4 separate regions of the Homo sapiens genome follow, and regions 1, 3 and 4 are each linked to region 2. Evidence: chromatin contacts called from ENCODE Hi-C or POLR2A ChIA-PET data. All regions are on one chromosome and are shown on one strand. The core of a region is the stretch at or near the end of the contact, and the rest is flanking DNA. Distances in the headings are between cores, read along the strand shown.

What was found. A loop is a pair of places that touch in the nucleus more often than their neighbours do. ChIA-PET counts read pairs that join two places held with the same protein, here RNA polymerase II (POLR2A). Pooled maps may share reads with other maps.
Region 1: a loop to region 2 is called in a map with no recorded cell type, with 21 times the contacts of the local background. The contact joins the promoter of UPF1 here to the promoter of SUGP1 in region 2. A Hi-C loop is called at or near these places in 1 of 37 single-sample maps with no recorded cell type and 10 of 50 pooled maps. POLR2A ChIA-PET finds 5 or more read pairs at or near these places in 1 of 52 experiments (activated B cell).
Region 3: a map of CD8-positive, alpha-beta T cell shows a loop between it and region 2 (3-fold over the local background). The contact joins the promoter of GMIP here to the promoter of SUGP1 in region 2. A Hi-C loop is called at or near these places in 1 of 168 maps with a recorded cell type or tissue (CD8-positive, alpha-beta T cell) and 6 of 50 pooled maps.
Region 4: a loop to region 2 is called in a pooled map, with 3 times the contacts of the local background. The contact joins the enhancer-like site here to the promoter of SUGP1 in region 2. A Hi-C loop is called at or near these places in 8 of 50 pooled maps.

The regions. Positions count from the first base shown.
Region 1 is chr19:18,830,702-18,833,401 of GRCh38, reverse strand. UPF1 (UPF1 RNA helicase and ATPase) reads right to left here and starts at 1,443. Exons shown (of 24, transcript NM_002911.4): 1 at 962-1,443. The coding sequence starts at 1,192. RefSeq lists silencers at 830-909, 920-1,009, 1,160-1,259, 1,380-1,639.
Region 2 is chr19:19,319,059-19,321,758 of GRCh38, reverse strand. SUGP1 (SURP and G-patch domain containing 1) reads left to right here and starts at 1,250. Exons shown (of 14, transcript NM_172231.4): 1 at 1,250-1,296. The coding sequence starts at 1,263. It overlaps MAU2 (MAU2 sister chromatid cohesion factor), which reads right to left and starts at 930. Exons shown (of 19, transcript NM_015329.4): 1 at 624-930. The coding sequence starts at 899. RefSeq lists a silencer at 550-771 and enhancers at 143-1,114, 823-1,312, 1,333-1,382.
Region 3 is chr19:19,642,303-19,645,002 of GRCh38, reverse strand. It overlaps GMIP (GEM interacting protein), which reads left to right and starts at 1,346. Exons shown (of 21, transcript NM_016573.4): 1 at 1,346-1,492; 2 at 2,384-2,468. The coding sequence starts at 1,474. RefSeq lists a silencer at 1,253-1,502 and enhancers at 2,133-2,292, 1,514-2,469.
Region 4 is chr19:19,589,947-19,592,646 of GRCh38, reverse strand. The region is part of intron 2 of PBX4 (PBX homeobox 4); the gene reads left to right. Among named protein-coding and RNA genes, the nearest start is that of PBX4, 27 kb to the left of the region's middle. RefSeq lists enhancers at 1-31, 1,145-1,194, 1,355-1,514. Within about 2 kb of position 1,391, at least 16 of the 41 ENCODE cell types and tissues checked have a DNase peak (open chromatin) inside an H3K27ac peak, as active enhancers do.

The DNA.
Region 1 (2,700 bases), core at 194-2,693, 490 kb after region 2:
TATTGCTGTCTTATTGGAAGAACAAAACTCAAACCCAACTTTTCCAAGGCAAGAGTTGTGAAGTTATGTAACAGGTCGGTTTCAGCAACAGGCGATGCAAGAAAAAACAAAATACAACCTGCTTCCTGAATGATCTTAATAGCCAGCCAATATGTGCTCCTCCATGGGAGGCAAAAATTCTTCTCTGCCTCAACCTTCCGCTGGCCAGCGCCCCTATGCATGGGGAAAGTCGAACCTACGCTCCGTGACTGTGAAAGGTGGGGTGCCCAGATGGCTGCGACCACAGATGGGAGGTGGGACAGGCGGCCAGACCCACCAATGGGGAGACCGGGCAGGACCCCCGGACCAGGCCAGAGACAGGATTAGGGCAGGTCACCCTGGATACTCCCGGAAAGGGACTGAGGGAAGTCACTCAAGCTCCGGCCTGAGCAAGACCCGGCCCAGGTCGTAGGAGAACTCGAGGCAGAATACCGAGACCTGCGAAAGAGGGACCAGGGCAGGTCACCCTAGCCCGGATGGAATGGAAGAACTCAGATAAGTCAGGGGGCAGGTTACTCCAGGCCAGACTGATTGTGGGACACAAGGCAGGTCAGCCCGGGCCCAGGAGGGGGAGCAAACCCAGCTGGCGTAAAGGAACAGGGTCAGGTTAGCTCGGTCCCGAACGAAGTGGAGGACTCGAGGCAAGTCTGCCCGGCCCAGGAGTTGGGGGCCGAAGGAACTCAGCCAGGTCGCGGCCGGAGCGGGGGACCCGGGGCAGATCAGGCCAGGCCCGGGCAGATTGCAGGACCTGGGGCAGGTAAGCTCAGGCCGAGCCAGAGTAGGGGACCCGGGGCAGATCGCCCCAGGCCCGGCCGCGATGGGGGACTCCGGCCAAACACAGGCCGGGCCCGAGGCGAGTTCGGGGCAGGTCTCAGGCGCCGAGGCCGGGCCCGGGCTTCCGGCACCGCCATGTGCCGCTCACCTGCGCGTCGAGCTGTCCCGCCGCAGCGCCCGCGCCCGCGCCGCCCGGGCCTCCCGCGCCGCCACCGCCCGGGCCGCCGGGGCCGCCGGGGGGCGTCTGCGTCTGGCTAGGAAGAGTAAAGTCGGTGAACTCGAACTCGGAGCCCTGTGTGTCGGCGCCAAGCAGCTCGGCCTCCTCCGTGTCCAGGAAAGTGAGAGTCTGCGAGCTGGGCCCGTACGCCTCCACGCTCATGGTGCCTCCGGGTAGGGCCCTCGGGCCGGTTCCGCGCTGCACTCGAGCCCGCCGCCGCGCTGAGGCCTAGGCCGCAGGCCTCGGGTCGCTGCCGCTGTCGCCCCCGCGCGCCCGGAAAGGACCAAACCGCGCGCCCCGGCGCCAGCCGGACCGAGAGGTAACAGTGCCGAGCCGCCGCCGCTGCCGCCGAGCCCCTCCGCGCCTCAGCTCCCCTCGAAGCCGCCAGCCGCTCGCAGCCTAGAGCAGGAACTGCCGCCACCGCCGCCGTCGCCGTGCGCGTGCGCGAGCCCGACGCCGGCGGAAGCGCGCGCGCTCTTCGCGGGCGCCTGGTGCCCAGCAGGAAGACGGGACGCGCACCGCGCACGCGCAGGGGGTGGGGCTTTCAACCGCCGCTGCGGCGGCAGCTCGAGGACTTGGTCCCGCCCCAACTGCTAATTGGGGACGCCCGGGCGGCTGGCGGTGTGGACTTGGTGGTCTGCACCTGTGGTCGCTGCGACGGTGTTTCGGTTTAATTGAGCGCTAGCCGAATACCCTACATAGGTGGTCTCGGAACGCCCAACTGGAGAGACTGGGCAGGGACGGTGCGCTCCCACTCCTGGCAAAAGCTGCTTGGAACTCAGTTTCCCCATCTGTAAAATGGAGGGTGCCTCGCACATAGTAGATGCTCCCTGTGCATTGGTTTAAAAAGGGAGTGGGGCTCGGCGCGGTGGTCACACCTGTAATCCCAACACTCAGAGGCTGAGGCGGGAGAACTGCTTGAACTCAGGAGTTCGAGACCAGCCTGGGAGACAGAGTGAGACTCCATCTCTACAAAAAATATAAAAATTAGGCCGAGCGCGGTGGCTCACGCCTGTAATCCCAGCACTTTGGGAGGCCGAGGCGGGTGGATCATGACGTCAGGAGATCGAGACCATCCTGGCTAACATGGTGAAACCCCGTCTCCACTAAAAATACAAAAAATTAGCCAGGCGTGGTGGCACGAGCCTGTAGTCCCAGCTACTCAGGAGGCTGAGGCAGGAGAATCGCTTGAACCCAGGAGGCGGAGGTTGCAGTGAGCCAAGATTGTGCCACTGCACACCAGCCTGGGCAACAGAGTGAGACTCTGTCTCAAAAAAAAAAAAAAAAATTAGCTAAGCGTGGTGGTTCGCACCTGTAGTCCCAGCTACTAGGGAGGCTGAGGTGGGAGGATCGCTTGACCCTGGGAAGTTGAGGCTGCAGTAAGCCGAGATTGCACCACTGCACTCCAGCCTGGGTGACAGAGCGAGACCCTGTCTCAAAAATAAGTAAAAATAAATGAATGGGGATAGTCTTACGTACTGGGCCTGGCACTTGGAAATGATGGTTGCTGCTGTTCCTGATGCCTCTGCCACTGTTATTATACCATTACTATTTTTGCTATGATTATTATTTAGTGGACGTATACAGCAAAACAACTGGAAGCACATGGTCTGTGGTGGACTCTAGACCTGACCACTTACCAGCTGTGTGAAATTATACAAGTGACTTAA
Region 2 (2,700 bases), core at 1-2,500:
AAATGACCAACTCCAGACTCCGGGTCTCAGCTTCCCTCGTACGACACCAGGCATTATTGATGGGGGCACAAGACCCTCCAAAAACCACGATTACCAAACTTCTGTGTCCAAGGAGAATCATGCCCTTCCAGGTTCCTGAGAGACCAGACTTCAGATTCCCGGGAGAATGCCAGGGGTCTCGCCTTCGCCAACCCCTACCCCAAGTCACTTTAGGTGGAAGCGTTTGGGGCTGATGCTCCGGAAGCTGAACCAGGAGGAGCTAATAGCTTCAGGACCCTGTGATGTCCCCATCGCCACCAACAGGTGGGATCCTCCTGAAAACCAGACGATTTGCGGATCCTGTTGCTCCCAATAACAGGCAACTTTCAGAGTACGGTGACGGGGCTCCTGGAGCCCTGTCACCAGAAACGGGAAATAAGGCGTGGGGGGCGAGGCTTTCGTGTCCCTTGAGAGGCTGGTGGCTTTGGGGTCCGGCAGAGGCGGGTGGGGGTCCTGCGGCTTTGACGGAGGTCGCGCCCCCAGGTCGCCGAGGAGCGGCCCCCCACCCGCCGCGGTCGCGACCCGTCAGCCCAGATCTTGCAAGGAGCCCGCGACTCCTCCCTCGCGGCCCGGCCCGCGCTCACCGCCTTCTCCAGGTGGCTGCGCGCCTGCTCGCTGTTCTTGGTGTGGTGATAGAGAACGGAGCCCAGCTGCAGGTGTGTACGGGCCTCGATGCGCTGCGGCGGCTTGAAGGGGAACACGGCCTGCAGGCAGTGCACGCACAGGCGGATTTTGGGCGGGCTGGAAGTGCGGAAGTGCTCAGCGAAGCCCAGAAGCGCCAGGTACCACGAGTCGGCCGCCTCGGCCTGCGCAGCCTGGGCCGCCGCCGCCTGGGCCGCTGCCGCCGCCTGAGCCGCCATTTTGGCCTCCACAACAACAAGCCGCCGCCACAGGGAGGCGGAAGCAGGCGCGCGAGACGGGGCCGGGCTCTCCTCGCGGCTTCCGCGAGATCTGCCGCCCAAAGCATCCTGGAACATGTAGTTTGTATTTGGGATGACTGCCGCTCCGGGAAGGTGTAAAAGGGCGACGCCGTTTGGTTATCGTGACTGGGACTTAGGCATCGCTGATAGGCTGAGGCTTCCGTTTCTGGAGGTTAAAAAAAAAAAAACCCAGTCGTTCACGCAGTAATAGGGCGAGTCTGACCGAGGCGGACTACATCTCCCATCAGGCGATGCACACTATAACAGGGCCCCTTAAGGGGCGCCGGAGCATTGTGGGATTGGATGAGTCTCAAGATGGACAACCGGGATGTTGCAGGTAACAGCCCCCGCCTCCTCTCAGGCGGCCGCCTGGGTCCCTGGGGCTAGGTGTCTCCCCTGACTCCTCGGGTCCGTCCTGCTGCGACCCGTGGATCCCTCGCTTCAGCCCCGGGGCAGCCCACAGCGTCGGCTTCTGCACCTCTTGGTTTCTCGAGACCCCAGACCCAGGTTGCTGGCCGCCCCCGCTTGGTTTGCTGAGGACGCACGGATCTCCGTAGAGGCCGCCACCCGGCTCGGCCCTGCGTCCCGTTTCCGAAACAACCGCCTTCAGGGCTGCTCCAACCTCCGTTCCCCAATACGGCGACAACCTTGGGCTGTCCCTGCACCCCTCTTTTCGTCGCAGCTGGCCTCTGGCCTGTGTCCCGCTTTCTGGAAAAGCTGCTTTTCCGAAGTGCTTTGAGGCTCCCTTGACACACTTTCCCGCGTCTTTTGACCCTCACTTTGCTGCAAGCCTTGGCCTTTCTGCTTCCCCAGAATAGAATGCATTTACCCATCAGCAGATACTTAGGGCGTGCTCACTGTGTGCCAAGCAGTGTGCTGGGCGCTACGCATGCAGCGGTGACCGAAACAGGGCCCTGCCTTCCTGGAGGTTGCTTTCTACTGGGGTGTCAGTGCATTAATGAGAAAATATTTACAAAAACTTACGTATGATGTGAGGTTACGTATGATATGATCAGAGTGGAGGCTTCTGATATTGGGTAGTCAGGAAAGACCTTTTCTTTCTTTCTTTCTTTTTTTTTTTTTTTTTTTTTTTGAGACAGGGTCTCACTTTGTCGCCCAGGCTGTAGTGCAGTGGCTCACTGTGGCTCCCTGGGTTCAGGTGATCCTCCCACCTCAGCCTCCCTAGTAGCTGAGACCACAGATGCGCGCCACCACACAGCGAATTTGTGTGTTTTTTGTGTTGCCACGTTTCCCATGCAGGTCTGGAATTCCTAGGCTCAAGCGATCCTCCCATCTCAGCCTCTTAAAGTGCTGGGGTTACGTAAAGGTGTGAGCCACCACACCTGGCCCAGGGAAAGGCCTTTTCAAGCAGAGGACATTTGAGTTAAGACAATGAATGCCAGCTATGGGAATCCCTGGAGGGTGGAGCCTTCCACACAGAGGGGGGCCAGTAAATGCAGAGGCCCTGGTAGGATGGGCTTGTCCTTTTGAAGAATGTCAAGGATGAAGCAGAAGGGAGGGGAACCATCTGGCGGGGCCTTGAAAATGGCCTTTTAGAATTCTTTTTTTCTTTTTGTTGAAGCGGAGTTTCGCTCTGTCGCCCAGGCTGGAGTGCAGTGGCACGATGTCGGCTGACTGCAACCTCTACCTCCCGGGTTCAAGCCATTCTTCTGCCTCAGCCTCCTGAGTAGCTGGGATTACAGGCGCCGGCCACCGCACCTGGCCAGTGTTTTTGTGTATT
Region 3 (2,700 bases), core at 97-2,596, 320 kb before region 2:
CATATTTCTGAGGTCTCTTTCACATTTTAACAACTCAGGTGCTGAGAGAAGCCTTAGGATGTGTGATATTTTTTTCTTTCCCATAATACATAACAGCATGCCTTTCTCTCGGGTGGTGTCTGAGACTTGAGGAATATGATCTGCATCATTACAAGTATTGACTCTGTCCGGTGGCTCAAGCCTGTAATCCCAGCACTTTGGGAGGCCAAGGCGGGCCCATCACAAGGTCAGGAGATCGAGACCATCCTGGCTAACACAGTGAAACCCCATCTCTACTAAAAATACAAAAAATTAGCCAGGCATGGTGGCGAGTGCCTGTAGTCCCAGTTACTCGGGAGGCTGAGGCAGGAGAATGGCGTGAACCCAGGAGGTGGAGCTTGCAGTGAGCCGAGATAACGCCACTGCACTCCAGCCTGGGCAACAGAGCGAGACTCCAACTCAAAAGAAAAACAAACAAGTACTGACTCTGTCATGCTCTTTGGGGGCCTGCGCTGCTCTACCATCTCATGTCACAGTCAGGGAGCTCTGGCTGAGCATCAGCCAGGATGTGACCTGGAAACCTGGCTTGGCTCTTAGGTTGATAGTGTTATTCCTTTCAATGGACTCACTCATCACAACTCAAGAACTGCAGAGTAGGCAGCACGGAGCCAGTCAGAGAATCCTTGCCTCCTTAACAGCCAAAGCCTTTGGACACAAAGTTATAAACATACTTTAAAGTCTATTTCCAGCCCCAAAATTCCACTGTGCTGGGGGTGGGAGCATTTTTATAACAGGCGGCTTGTGGCAACCCCAGAGCTGGTGCTTTTGGACAAACCTCCACTCCCTACCTAAAAGGGCTGCTCCCTGGTGTGCTGTAATTGGGGCCTTGAGCCTGATCCAGCTTTGAGGGTCACGGAAGGGGCGTCCCCCAGGCCAGGGGTTCTCCAGCCCGAGTATTAGAATTTTGGTTGGAATCGGACAGAATATCAGGCCTCCACCAGGGGGCGCCATGGCTCCAGCGAGGCCCAGGTGGTTTCAGGGCTCCGAGAGACAACCTGGGCAAGGGGATCACCAGGGTCGCGGGTTGTGGGAGCTCCTGGGAGAGGCCCCCCGGGACAGGTGGACTCTGCAACCATTCAGGGAGGAGGGGGCTGGGGCTCCGTGGGATTTGGGGTAGCACAAAGATCTGAGAGGGAACCTATGGCCCAGATGAAGTCTTAGGATGCCCAGGTCAGGGGCACTGCAGCCTCGAGTGGTCGCTCAGGGGGCCCTGGCCCGACCCAGTTTCAAGCGGCTCAGGTAGAGAAGGGCACTATCAAGGCTTCCGGGCTACGGGGGCGTGGTCTGATGCGGGGGCGTGGCCTCCGCTGGGCAGGGCGACGCGGAACCGAGGCGGCGGCGGCGGCTGCGGCGGCAGGAAATCGGGGCTCGGCCCCGCCGGCGCGCGACCCCATCCCCATCCCGGTCCCTGCAGAGCGATCCCCGGGCCCAGATATGGACGCAGCAGAGCCGGGTAGGGGGTCGGGGATCCGGGAGGGGCCTCCCCCGACCATCCCCTGCTTCCTACATTGAGGGCACACACTTGTCCCGCTCCGTCCTGAGAGCCAGGAGAGGAGTTCCTGAATGGGAAGGACCCAGGGATCCTCCATTGTGGGGAGCCCTGTGCCCGGATGGGTTCAGGACCCCAGCCCTTCACTCCCCCTCCCCCTTTTGATCCCTCACCCCAGACGCCTGGGGGAGGGGGCCCAGGAAGGGGAAGTGACTGCTTCTGCTTCTGATTTTTGTGATGGGGGCAGGGTGCCACGACTGCTGAGGGAGAGGGCAACGCGGTAGGATCCCCACAGGGCCCCTCTGTAGCCCTGGGGAGTCGGCAGTGCTGGTCTAGGCCCCTTAGGAGAGGGGGCAGGGGGGCAGCAGTAGAAATGTGGCGGGGTCCGACTTGGTGTTTCCGGCCGTCTTTGTGTCTGTGTTGTGTATGTGGAGTGTCATTCGGTCTTTATGTCCCTCACGGCTTCAGTCTCTCCATGTGTGTTTCTGCCCCAGGCTCTGCCTGGCTGTCCCTTGTGTATTTCCATCTGTCTAGCCCGTGGTTCCATTGTCAGACCGGCTTTCTTCTCGGGACAGCCTGGTTGCATCTGGGGCATCTGTTTTGTTGGTTTGCTTCTGGGTGCAGGCAGACCCAGGGAGTGGGTGTCTCTGTTCCCCGAGCAGCTGTCTCTGGTCTCTGGTGGTGTGTGAGTCCATCTGCCTGCCTCGAGTTGGCCCCAACCAAGCCCCCCCCAGCCCTCTCTTTCTCTCTCTCACTCTTCCCTTTCTCTTCCACCCCCTCCAAATGAGACTGGTTGAGGTGCCGTGGGTGGAGGGAGGCAGTGGTTAGCCCATGTATTACACTCCCCTCCCCTAGGACTCCCCCCAGGTCCTGAGGGCAGGAAGAGGTACAGTGACATCTTCCGGAGCCTGGACAACCTCGAAATCTCACTGGGGAACGTGTGAGTCTGAGCCTGGATCACCCCCAAATCCTGCCAAGATGCCCCAAGCCCCTAACCATTTAGGTGCCTTGCAGTCCCATTTGGAACCTGTAACATCTGGACCTACATACCTAATAACCAGAGAAGTCTAGGATGGGACCCTCCAAAATGCCTCGGTATCCTAAAAGTGTCCCCCTAAATAGACTGGAAATCCCCAAAGTGGTCCTAGAACCCCTACATATCCTTGTAACCC
Region 4 (2,700 bases), core at 142-2,641, 270 kb before region 2:
TCAGTGTCTGGGGGCCTGACTTAGAACACAGGGCTTATCACTCACAGCAGCCTGAAAAGAACGTGGTCCTCCATGTAAACCTGGCATCACCGGATGCACTGCCAGCAGTCCCTGGTGAACCCCAGGAATGGCCTGTCGGAGGTATGCAGGCAGGTCCCTCAAAGCTTGTCTCCTGGGGTCAGCTTCACCACACCACAGTGTCTGGGTGTTCCTGCCCTGCGGTGGTCTCTGAAGGCCAAGGACACCCTCAGCGTATGCATTTCCTCCCAAACCCTCCTTCCCAGAAACAGCTGTCCTCCTCGGTGTCTAGAGGAGCTGTTCTGAGAACAAAATAAACCCTGATTAGTTGCAGAGCTTTGAATTTAGCTGGGAGAACCAGATACGGGCCACAGTCCCTTTGCTGAGACCCTGGGACTAGGTATGTTGCAGAATTCGAAAGCGTTGGATTTAAGATGTGTCACGTTGGCCAGGTACAGTGGCTCACGCCTATAATCCCAGCACTTTGGGAGGCTGAGGCAGACGGATCACCTGAGGTCAGGAGTTCGAGACCAGCCTGGCCAATATGGTGAACCACCCCCCCACCTCCCTCACCCACCCATCTCTACTAAAAATACAAAAACTAGCTGGGCATGGTGGCGGGTGCCTATAATCCTAGCTACACGGGAGGCTGAGGCAGAAGAATCACTTGAACCTGGGATGTGAGGTTTGCAGTGAGCTGAGATCACACCACTGCACCCCAGCTTGGGCGACAAAGTGAGACTCTGCCTCTAAAAAAATATAAAAATAAAAAATAAGGTTTGTCACATTGATGTTCCCAGTGAGGACTGAGGCGTGGCCTGAATTCACACAGTGGTGTTTGGCACCAGAGCAGGGACAGCCTGGCACGTTGGAATGTGTCAGGCTTTACCTCCACATGAGCATGAGTGACAGCTTGTGTGAAAAGCTTCGGATCTCAGATCTCGAGTGGGTAGGCAGCTCCGAGGCGGTGTGCTGAGCCCCAGAGGCCCCTTGCAGACCCACTCGGCCATCCCATCCTGGGCCGTTCTTGAGAAGGGGCCTGCTTTGCCTTCTCCACCCTGTGACTGTGTCTCTGGGGAACAAGAAGTTTCTCAGCCAGGGCTGTTGTGCTGCAGGAACCCTTGCTGTGCTGTAGGAACGCACAGAGCCCCATTCAGAGGAGTAAATGTAAATAATGCATAACATCAGGGAATGCCTTTTTGTCTTCCTGACTAATGATTGGCCTTGCTAGTAGTTGGCAGGCATAAGCCATTCTCATTCTTTCCCTTCCTCGTCAGCTGGTCGGATCTGTTGCAATTACAGAATCGGGTTCTGTAAATTCAGCCAGGAAGCTGGGGTGTCATGGTGCTCATGGGGCTTTCCTGGGTCCTAGCAGTCACCCTGAGGCCTATGAGTCACCTCTCTGGAACTGAGATCCTTTTTCTAATTAGCTGTACCCTGGGGCTGAGTCCCATGTACATTTCTTTAGGGTTCTTGTGGGAGTAGACCCCGGCAGCTGGGGGACTTATTCTCCAGGTTGATTGGAGTATCCTTTCCTCCCCTCAGTCTCAGGGTAACTCACAAATTGAGCCCCTGAGTCTCATCAGCTGGGTGGCTCCAGATACTCAACGCAGGGCTGTTTACATTTGAATTAATTAAAACCAAATGCAATTAACCAGTGCATTCCTCAGCCACACCAGCCACATTTCAAGTCTCAGCAGCCACACAGGGCTGGTGCCTCCTATAATAGAAAGGTCTAGAACATCCTATCATTGCCAAAGTGTCTGTTGGACAGAGAAGTGGATCATTGTATATAAATATACAGATTAAGGAATCTGAAAACAACCTGATGTCCATGATAACTAGAAAAACAAAATGTGTGTCCAGGCGCCATGGCTCACACCTGTAATTCCAGCACTTTGGGAGGCCAAGGTGGGGGGATCATTTGAGGTCAGGGGTTCGAGACCAGCCTGGCCAACATGGTGAAACCCCGTCTCTACTAAAAATATAAAAATTAGCTGGGCGTGGTGGCATATGCCTGTAATCCCAGCTAATCGGGAGGCTGAGGCGCGAGAATCACTTGCACCTGGGAGGCGGAGGTTGCAGTGAGCGGAGATCACGCCACTGTACTCCAGCCTAGGTGACAGAGCAAGACTCTCTCTCAAAAAAAAAAAAAAAAGAAAGAAAACAAAACAAAACGTGGTCCATCCATGCAATGGAGTATTATTCAGCCATAAAGAGGAATGAAGTATTGGCACAGGCTGCAACATGGGTGCACCTTGAAAACATGATGCTGGGTAGGAGAAGCCAGATGTGAAGTGTCACATCACATGCTGTGTGATTCCATCAATATGAAGAGTCCAGATCAGGCAAATCCATAGAGACAGGAAGACTCGTGGTTGTCCCGGGGCTAGGGAGGGGGCGTAAAGAGTGACTGCTCATAGAGACGGGGTATCTTTAGGGAGGATGAGAATGTTAGCTAGTGGTGGTGGTCGCACAACCTTGGAAATAAACTAAAAACCACTGAAGTATTCACTTTAAGCAGATGAATTATATGGCATGTGAATTATATCTCAATAAAGCTTACCTCAAGGATTGAGGGTCTTTGGTAGGGGCCGTATCTAAAACAGTGTGCCTGTAGCTTAAGGCCTTAGTGCACATACACATTCTTATGAATTAGCACTTCTTTGCTGCCTCTTAGGG